Regions from separate parts of the Homo sapiens genome. Here region 1 is linked to region 2. A link is an interaction called in ENCODE POLR2A ChIA-PET data of the cell type or tissue named here. Cell type or tissue: endothelial cell of umbilical vein. All regions are shown on one strand. Links, peaks and the distances in the headings refer to the core of each region. The heading gives the core; the rest is flanking DNA. Region 1 overlaps XDH (xanthine dehydrogenase). Region 2 has its middle 54 kb from the start of EHD3.

Region 1 (5,381 bases), core at 134-5,133, 53 kb before region 2:
GATGCATAAATATATATATGTATAAACATTTCTTTGTATGAAACATTTATTTTCCGTATGTATATGAATATATATATGAACATATATATGTTAGGCATATATATGTTTATACATATAAGGCATAAACATATATACACACAAAAAACATTTATATGCCCTATATATGAACATATATATGGCTAATATATATGTATAGATATTACACTGAATATATATGCCTTATACATATATGTATAAGACATATATCTGTATAAACATATGTACACACACAAAACATTTCTATGCCATATATATGAACATACATATGGCTAATATATGTATAGATATTACACTGAATATATATATGCCTTATATAAGGCATATATATATGCCTTATACATATATGTATGCTTTATATACATATATATAAGTATATAAGGCATATATATGTATTATACATATATGTATAAGGCATATATGTATAAACATATATACACAAAAAAACATTTCTATGCCATATATGAACATATATGTGGCTCATATATATGTATAGATATTACATTGAATATATATGTATAAGGCATATATATGTATAAACATGCATATATATATATATATATATATATATATATATATATATATATGGTGAAGAAATGTTTTGCCAATGCTTTCTAGGTTTTTAATATCTGACCTACACATACATAAACACATTTTCTCATAAATTCCTATTACATTTCTGGAGTTCATGAAACTAAGGTTTTATAAAGGTCAAAGCAGAGGAGCATGGTGAAAGCAGAGGTCAAAGGAATTGGTGGTGGTTTTTTCTGGGAGAAGCCTTTTCCCTCAGCCCCATATTGGTTTTGTTTTTGTGCAGATCTGGTCATATCAGCTCATGTTATTCCTGTGTAGTGTATAGAATAACACAGAGTCAGTGTACTGTAAACTCTAGGTGTGTGAATACACATGCACAAATGCATAGATATACACATATATTTATATGACTCAGGCAAAAGTGGAATTGTATAAGGTACTCCAGATTGAAAATTTTAAAAATGTATAAGGGAGCATTTGTTTCTATTCGTATCATTTCCCTCAAATCATTTGTTGAACTTTCAAAGGGACCAGCAGGTGGGGAGTGGCCGCTTAAAGATGCACCCAGGTTAGCATGAGATGCTGATCTTATTAACTTTCTCACCTTGAGAAGGTAAGCAGGAGAACTGTGTGAACAGTCTAAGAGCCACCACAGGCAGAACCTTCAGTCCTGAAGACCTTGGATTCTAATTCAGTACATCCTTTGGAGTGTGACTTTCATGTCCTTCGTGAGCCCAGATGGATCTGTTACCTCTCTTTCTACTGTGCAGAGGCTAGCATGGTACTAAACACTGCTAGGCTGTACAGAATGAGTACAGAAGGGCTACTGGCAAAATAGAGGAGGGCCCAGAGACAAAATGTTCTGGAATATCTGGGTTTCGTTAACAGGTTCAAATTGTTCAAACCATGGACTTTTTTGGAGAACAGCTGAATGCAAAAACTTGTGGGGTTTAAAGATGTTGTGGGTCAAGCTGTACGTGCATAGGGAAGGGGGTGTGTTCATGTTAATACATGTGCAGTACCTTCTCTTTCCTCTCCCAGAACACCCAATCTGGGCTACAGCTTTGAGACTAACTCAGGGAACCCCTTCCACTACTTCAGCTATGGGGTGGCTTGCTCTGAAGTAGAAATCGACTGCCTAACAGGAGATCATAAGGTAAGAAGTTTGCAAAACTTTAGTACTTAGTGGGAAAGAGAAGAGAAACAACTGAGTTGTAATACCTAGAGCTGATAGAGACAAGATTTCTGGTTGGAAAAATAATGCCTTCCATTAAGGATAGGCAAACATCCTATAAAGGGCCACAGAGTAAGTGTTTTAGACTTCGTGGGCCATACAGTCTCTGCCTCAGCTACTGAACTCTACCATTGAAGTGTGACAGCAGTCATAGACAGCTTGTAAACAGATAAGTGTGACTCTGTTCCAATAAAATATGATTTATAGACACTGAAATTTGAATTTGAATTGAATCTCATACAATTTTTACTTGTCACAAAATATTCTTCTTTTTATTTTTCCAGTTATTTAATAATGTAATTATTAGCCTACAGGCCCCACGAAAACAGGGGCAAGTTGGATTTAGCCCATGGAACGTAGTATATTGACTCTTTTGTACATGATCTACCCAGACTCAGATTCAAAGCCCCAGGTTTCTGGGACCCTATCTGACTACTCACGTATGAATGTGTGTTATTCCCAGTTACTGAGAGATCATTGCTGCTCCCCACTTCCTACCCGGCTGCTACAAACTCAGACTCCAGCGGGGATGGTGGCAGCAGAGATTTGGTGGGAACATCAACACTTCTGCCTGAGCACACCCAGGGCTTTCTGCTTGGGAACGTACTCTTTGGTTGGCACTTGTAGTCTGAGGGTCACTATGAGTCATCTGTCATATTCCAAACATCTTTTCCTCCTCTAACTTCTTGTAATTTTGCTGTCTACTCTAGAACCTCCGCACAGATATTGTCATGGATGTTGGCTCCAGTCTAAACCCTGCCATTGATATTGGACAGGTGAGGCTCAGTGGGACCAGGGTGGTGACAGACTTGGCCACCGATGCACCCCATTCCCCTCCTGGGGCCACCTGCCACAACATGTTGTCCAAGGTTGTCTTCAAACAGGCTGAAACATGGAACCTAGGGAGTTTCCCCCAAAGTAGAATTTAGATTGGTGATAGTCCAACCAACCCTCAAGGCAGAAAGCAAATTAATATGGGTCAACTTGGGAAGGGCACTCACAACTCAAAAACAAGATGAGAAATGAGGAAACATGGCATGCACATGTGAACATGCACACACACCCAATTTGAGTGTGAGCACAACGTAGAATGGGGATTGAGTTTGGGATCAATGCCCAGACAGTGGGGTCTGAGGTCAGAAGAGTTTTCTGTCTTCTCATTCCTCCTCCACCTAGGACAGCTTTTGTACCCCAGGAAGCAGATGCTGCCAAACATGGAGTGGTGGAAGGCCCTGGGAGCAAAACACAAAGGCTTAAGCAGAAGTAGTAAAGGGAGGTCCCAGAGAAAATCGCTTTAGGAGAATATGGGATTACTATGAAGAATAGGTGAAATAGGGCTGGGACCTGTGGCTCACACCTGTAATCCCAGCACTCTGGGAGGCCGAGGCAGGCAGATCACCTGAGATCAGGAGTTCGAGACCAGCTTGGACAACATGGCGAAACTCCGTCTCTATTAAAAATACAAAAATTAGCTGGGTGTGGTGGCATGCACCTGTAATCCCAGCTACTCAGGAGGCTGAGGTAGGAGAATTGCTTGAACCTGGGAGGTGGAGTTTGCAGGGAGCCAAGATCCCACCACTGTACTCCAGCCTGGGCGATAGAGCAAGACTCAGTCTCAAAAAAATAAATAAAATAAAATAAAGAATAGGTGAGATAGGAAAAAACAGAGGAGGAATCAAGAATTCAAGACTGAGCATCTGGTAGAAAATACAAATTGTACTTCTAAAAAATGGACAACTACTGAGTATACGAAAATCTGGCCATTAGTCAATCTGTTCATTAATTCATTGAACAACCATTTATGGTCCCCTACTGTGGCCAGGCACCAAGCCAGTACTGCAGACCCAAAGATGATTGCCAGTCGGTTTCTTTTCTGAATGCTCGTTGAGGTATGGTAGTGCCCCATGTCACGCTTCTGAGCAGGGGGCTGAGAGAGCAGATGTGTGGGCCTGTCTATCATGGCAGTTACCCTAGGAGAGACCTGTAAGCTGAACTGCAGTGGGGGCACTTTCTCCCAGAGGACAGGCAGGGGTGGGCGTTCAAAAAGGCTGGAGGTAAGTCTCAAAGAATCTACTATCGAATAAATCCTCCTGTGAGCTTGCTTCTTAGCTTTGGCTCACCATTTCCCCAGTAGCAACATGGAAGGAACATCTCCATCTGCACTGCGGCAGGTTGTAGTGGGAAACATGCCCACCTAGAATCACTGACCTTCCGTGTTAATGTCTTTGCTCTGCCTGAGCCAAAGCCTGGCAGAAGTCCGGATGGGTTATCCCAGGGCTGAGGCGGGAGCCAGGTAAGCAATAGAGGGCAGTTTTAGCTACATTCCAGGCCGCGCTGCAGTTGGCGCTTTGTGTCCATTGTGGCAAGTGGTATCTGTCCTCAGGGAAGAAGGTGGCAGGCTAACTGTGCTCTCCATCCATCCTGCAGGTGGAAGGGGCATTTGTCCAGGGCCTTGGCCTCTTCACCCTAGAGGAGCTACACTATTCCCCCGAGGGGAGCCTGCACACCCGTGGCCCTAGCACCTACAAGATCCCGGCATTTGGCAGCATCCCCATTGAGTTCAGGGTGTCCCTGCTCCGCGACTGCCCCAACAAGAAGGCCATCTATGCATCGAAGGTACCATTGCTCTGGCTCTGTGCTGTCTCTTCTGATCTGCCCTGGGGGAGGCCCCAGCGGGTGATGAGAGGCCTCAGTGACCCACCTGGTGGGACTTCAAAGGGCATATCTTGAGGAGGGAAGATGGTTTGACACTGACCTTGGTAGGGGCAGTGGGATAGTTGGGCAGTCCTGCTTGAGAACCAGTTAAATTGGGTTGAGGAGAGCACCTTAGTATGGTCTGAAGCCCACTTCTTTGGGTGAATTTAGAGGGATTCCTTCATCAAATCTTCTCATTTAAATCCTGGCCCACACCCATATCTCAGGCGTACGTCACTGGTGCTTGATCCTAAGAGATGATTTTACAGGTACAGCATTAGTATGGTCCAATGACAATCAGCACATTCACTGCCAATGGGATAGCACCTTTGTACACACCCTTTTACCTCCTTCAGTTGCCAATACTCGACCTTAAGACTTGATCAGGCTGGGTGCGGTGGCTCATGCCTGTAATCCTAGCACTTTGGGAGGCCTAGGTGGGTGGATTGCCTGAGCTCAGAAGTTCGAGACCAGCCTGGGCAACATGGCAAAACCCCATCTCTACTAAAAATAAAAAAAATTAGCTGGGCATGGTGGGACATGCCTGTAATCCCAGCTACTCAGGAGGCTTAGGCACGAGAATCTTTTGAACCTGGGAGGCAGAGGCTGCAGTGAGCCGTGACTGGACCATTGCACCCCAGCCTGGGCGACAGAGCGAGACTCTGTCTCAAAAAAAAAAAAAAAAAAAAAAAAAAAGACTTGGTCAGATGCCTGGAGGATTGTGTCTTCTATTTCTTCCTTATCTGCAGTAAGTATGAAAAAATGGTTGAAAATTGATTTAGCTGATGCATATAATCCTAGTTTGAAGAAGGAAGGCAACTAATCCTTGGTAACCAAAGAAACATCCATTTGCTCATCTCGTGGTTTACTTTACCATAGTGGG
Region 2 (5,381 bases), core at 315-5,314:
ACAACTCTGTTTTCTCTTTTTCTGAGATGGAGTTTCACTCTTGTTGCCCAGGCTGGAGTGCAATGGTGTGATCTTGGCTCACCGCAACCTCCATCTACCGGGTTCAAGTGATTTTCCTGCCTCAGCCTCCCGAGTAGCTGGGATTACAGGCATGCAGGCATGCGCCACCACGCCCAGCTAATTTTGTATTTTTAGTAGAGACGGGGTTTCTCCATGTTGGTCAGGCTAGCCTCAAACTCTCCACCTCAGGTGATTCGCCCACCTAGGCCTCCCAAAGTGCTGGAATTGCAGGCATGAGCTACCACACCCAGCCAACAGCTCTGTTTTCTAAAAGACCTAGAGAACATGTGTCGGGTGCCTCTCTTCTTTCCCTTTGTGTTCATTATTTTGGCAAATTACTGGAAGATGGCAGTTCCAGCCAACAGGGCAAAGGCCTCTTTTTCATTCACATCCTATGATCCTGTGGGTTGGCAGGACCCAGGCTGATGGAAGCTCAGCTTCCATCATGTATTTCATGCGGAAGAAAATATAATAAAGTGTATACTGGCCTTTAAAGCTTTTGGCCAGAAATGACATGTGTCACTTCCACATATATTTTGTTGACCAAAGCAAGTCACGAGGTCATCTACCATGCACCCAGAAGACCCTAGAAATAATTGACAACAATCCTGCCTCCCATATGGTGCAAAGAGCTATGTGGATCAGTGAGGGTGGGGGTGGGGGTGGTGGGAGACACTTGCCCCAGTGAACTTCATGGAAAGACTTCATAAAGGCTCCACTCTGAGAGGTGGAGATCAGAAAACACTGAATCTAGAAGGGGTGGCAGGAGCAGAAGCAGAAGTGCCACAAACGTCAAGAATGCAAACTTAATGGGGAACTGCCTAGTGCCTAGATGCGCTGAAGTACAAGTGCACTAGGGGAGAATAAGAAGCGAGACATCTGACACCAGGTCATGCAGGGCCTTAAAGGCAATCAAAGGCCTTGAAGGGGTGTTTAGCTTATTTGCATTTGCTAGGCCCTGAATTTTTTTTTTTTTTTTTTTTTTTGAGACGGAGTCTCCCTCTGTCATCCAGGCTGGAGTCCAGTAACTGATCTCGGCTCACTGTAACCTCTGCCCGCCAGGTTCAAGTGATTCTCCTGCCTCAGCCTCCCAAGTAGCTGGAACTACAGGTGTGCACCACCATGCCCGGCTAATTTTTGTACTTTTAGTAGAGACGGGGTTTCACAATGTCGCCCAGGCTTGACTCAAATTTCTGAGCTCAAGTTGTCCGCCTGCCTCAGCCTCCAAAAGCATTGGGATTACAAGCCTGAGCCACCGCACCTGACCAGGCCCTGAAATTTCTGAGCTGGTTTGTGAGCTTATCAAGCAGTGTGTGGGATGGCACCAGCAGCTGTAGAGATGAGGTGAGGAGAGTACAAAGGAGTATGCAGACCAGGAGGCCACTGCTATCCTTTGGGGAGAGGTGACAAGGCTTCAAGGCCTGATGCTTTATTTTAGGGCAGGTGCAGCAGGGGAAATAGAACAAATGCAAGAGTAACTACATGGGAAAGAACCTAGCACAGGTCTTGGTGCCTTTGACATGTGGCCTGAATTTGGTGACCAGTTGATGGTATCTAAAGAGGAGGAGGGAAGAATGAAGACAAGCTGGAAGATTTGAGTCCGCATGCCTGGAAAAAAGGGGTGCTATCTGCAGAAAGCAGGGAGTCAGGATGGGGAGCTGGTTTGAGATGAGGGGTGTGGGGAGGAGTGCTGAGTTCTAAAGGTGACCATTGAGTTTCTTCATTCCCTCCTCTCTTCATGGGAGGGTGGAGAAGAGGAGAATGGATTGCTGGAGTGTGTAGTTGGGTTGAAGCAGTCCTTCTGGATATGAAATTCAAGCCAGCGTCCCCAAAACCACTAGGGAGACTGTGGTAGGCCAGGTCTCACTAAGGCAGGCCTCCATAACAACTGTTTCAGCACTGACTGAGTGGTTAAGTTAAATATTAAAATCTGAAAGCGCCAGTGCCCTATTACAAAGGCTAGAATGTAACAAAAGCCCACCAAGAATTTTGCCTAGGCCTTTCCTGGGCCTTGAAGGATGACAAGATAATGAAGGAGTTCTTAACAGAGCCCTCTTAGAATTAGACAAGTTTTTTGGGGGGTCTGAAGAAACTCCCCAGGCCTCCACAAACAAATTTATGGGGGTCTGAAGGAACTCCCCAAACCTCCATGATTTAGCAGGAGACAAGTCCTGGACCTATTTAGATTAAGTATATTTACTGAGGCTCCAGAGAAAGGTCTTCGAGACTCAGACCTCAGTTACATATTAAAAGAATTTAATCACTTATGTCTTTAGATGAATGCGCACTTACACCTAGACATATAACTTAGAAGGTATATAAGCTCTGGAAAACTTTATAATTTTGAGTTAGTCTGGGGAGAATTTCTGGGCCTTCTTCCTACAACCAGTTACAGAAATAAAAACTCCCTTTTCTCCCAGTTCATGTGTATCTCGTTAGTATTAGAAAAATAATGAATAAGCAGCTTATTAGAATAAGCAGCCTGACCCTCAGTTTAGTTCAGGAACAAGACTATGAGAGGATCTTTGAGTTGTCCAGCCTGTGTTTTCTGAGCATGCAAAGATACACACAGTGGTCTTAGCATCCCAAAGGAGCAGGGGTGATTTGTTTGGGAGTTGCCTGGAACTGCCTTGGCATGCGTTTTTCTAAGGGAGACTTCTTGGGAAAGGAAAGGGTATCTCTGCCCCTCTAGTAGATGGAGAGCCTGTGGTGCTCCCTCCTGAACTCTAAGGCCATGGCAAGAGGACACTCTGGGCTAGAATCATGGTCAAAGGCATGGGTAAAGTACAGTGCCAAACAAAGGAGACCGGGCTCATCAGCTGTTCATCTCTCTAAAGGGTCATTTTTGGGTCTCCTATTCTCCATGCTGAGGCTGATGGCTTCTGAGAGACAGGGAGAAGAGCCAAAAGGAGGAGTCAGCTCTGACTCCAAGTCCCTGCTGTGGGTGACTGAAGGACCTGTCTCCACTGGACGGGTATGGGAATCCCCCTCCCCTGAGGCTTAGGGTCTGTAGAATAACTAGGCTGGCATCAACTGTTCCTTCTGGAGAGGACTCAGTTTCCAACAGTCATTTTGTGTATTCTGACCAGATCTCAACTAGCCATTTCCAAAGCCACTACTATCATCCTGAGTTAATCTAGAAAAGATGTTGACATTCCTTCCAGCCCCTGCTGCTCACCATCCTCCTTCAAGACTCTGAATGGGATTATTTAAAGTAATAATGAAAAGCAAAACAGGAAATTCTTATCTGTTTTGGCAGGAAATTCTTTAGCTGTGTGGAAGGTTCTGCCCTGGGGGTTTGTGCCCTCCAGGAACTGTTCTGCAATGATTTATGGTCCAAGATGGCGCCAGCCCTTCCTTGGCCCACGGGGTGAGAGAGGGAGGCATATGCTGGACCCTGGGAAGCAGGATTTGCATTATCTTGAAATGTACATTTCTATTGATAACATATTCATTGTCTCCACTCATAAGTTATGGTCCTGTTTTTGTCTTGTCCTGGAATAAGGAGTAGCAAATTCAGGCGAAGTTAAGATGTTCCATTTCAGGTTTGAAAAGCTTCATTCTTTAGAATGTGTTACTTTATGTGAAATCCTAGGTAATAGAACATAGAGGAGAAGCTGTTGTGATAGACACTTTATGTAGGTCATGTTATGTTCTCTCCCTACAGGTATTATTTTCTCCATCTCACAGATGTGGAAACTGAAGCTCACTGAAGTTAAGCAACCCGGTCAAAGTCACATAAGGACTAAAGGGTGGAGCCCAGAGGAAATGTGTTTTCGTTAGACTCTGAGTGACCCTGAGGCCCAGGCCAGGCCAGCTTTGCTCCCCTTTGTGTCCCCAACACCAGGCAGAGTGCGTGGAATACAGCAGGCACTTGAGAAACAGATTCTGGATGAAAGGATGAAGGTGTGGGATCTGTTGGCTGCAGTGTCCTGTGGCTAGGCCTCCTTGTTCCTGTTCCCATGTGGTCTTCTGATTATTTCTAGTGTTCACCACACCGGAGATGACAAATTTCACAAAAATGCTGAGGGACTGATTGTTGGGTGTCACTGAGAGCTAGTCTCTCTCTTTCTCTCTGTCTCTCTCTTTCTAATTACCTATTGGGAGTTACATCCTTCTGTTGGTTCCACGACTTTGGGCTTTCATCTCCCATTCCTTTTTATAAGATTCCTAGCCAGGCGCGGTGGCTCACGTCTGTAATCTCAGCCCTTTGGGAGGCCGAGGCATGTGGATTGCCTGAAGTCAGGGGTTCGAGACCAGCCTGATCAATGTAGTGAAACCCCGTCTCTACTAAAAATACAAAAAAAAAAAAAAAAAAAAAAGCTGTAATCCCAAGTACTAGGGAGGCTGAGGCAGGAAATCACTTGAACCCCAGAGGTGGAGGTTGCAGTGAGCCGAGGTAGCGCCATTGCACTCCAGCCTGGGCAACAAGAGTGAAACTCTGTCTCAAAAAAAAAAAAAAAAAAAAAAAGATTCCTTTCTTTGGAATCTGCATTAGAACAAAGCTGGTTCTGAAAGTGCTCAGAGGCCCACCTCTGAGGCTCAAGGGCCGATCTGTGTTGGAGCTGGCTCCTCCACAAACCCTGCTTCCTCCCTCATTGTCTTGACAATGTCTTGCTTAGGAGTCAGAAGACCTAGCTTCCAATAACAGGGCTGTCATTAACTGGCAGGCACTTGTACTTCTGAACCGGTTTCTTCATCTTTATTTTATTTGGCTGGCAAAAGATTTTGTCTGTAGCTGATTTTTGAATGCCTTTATCTACCAGGGCATGCGATCTCCTGTTCTACCAGTCCAGCGTGGCTTGTTGGCTTAGAGCCATCTACTTCACTTGTTTCCATTTGAGTTTGAATCTTCAGACAAAATGGTTCATGTATCCTCTTCTGGTGCCAACAACCCCTGTGTATGTGATTCTAGGATGCTTACCATGCCCCTTCACCCTGGCCTTTCCTTCCTATTCAAGAGGTTTGTCACTGGCGATGGTGTTTTCTCCATTGTCAAGCCTCCTCTATGGCTGGTGCTTCATACCTGGTACCCCGACACTTTGCCTCTCTTCATGCCTGCTGACTGAGTCACTTCAAATTTCCACCACCATGGGCTCTTGAACTTGTGACTTCTTGGCCTGATTTTTATACCCACATTGTTAGCCCTGACTGATATTAAGGTTCTCCACAGGTCTGACTGACCTGAGCAATCCCATATTCATTCATTCATTTATTCATCCATCCAAGAAATATTTATGTTAACTCATTGTTAACTTGCAGGGCCTCACTCTGCTGCCCAGGCTGGAGTGCAATGGCATGACCACAGCATACTGTAACCT

The links. ChIA-PET counts read pairs that join two places held together with the same protein. Peaks named below come from ENCODE experiments on the same cell type or tissue, not always from the same donor. Only the 100,000 strongest peaks of a DNase experiment are listed, where the experiment ranks them.
Region 1: POLR2A ChIA-PET joins it to region 2 with 5 read pairs; 2 of 35 experiments call an interaction of 5 or more read pairs at or near these places.

Annotation. Positions count from the first base shown.
Region 1 is chr2:31,338,528-31,343,908 of GRCh38, reverse strand. XDH (xanthine dehydrogenase) reads left to right here. Exons shown (of 36, transcript NM_000379.4): 32 at 1,612-1,726; 33 at 2,515-2,580; 34 at 4,232-4,420. Among named protein-coding and RNA genes, the nearest start is that of XDH, 74 kb to the left of the region's middle. In endothelial cell of umbilical vein, for the core only: no CTCF peak of the experiment used is centred there; no DNase peak of the experiment used is centred there.
Region 2 is chr2:31,285,816-31,291,196 of GRCh38, reverse strand. It overlaps the pseudogene RPL21P70. Among named protein-coding and RNA genes, the nearest start is that of EHD3, 54 kb to the right of the region's middle. In endothelial cell of umbilical vein, for the core only: no CTCF peak of the experiment used is centred there; DNase peaks (open chromatin) are centred at 3,326 and 4,806; H3K27ac peaks cover 591 bases.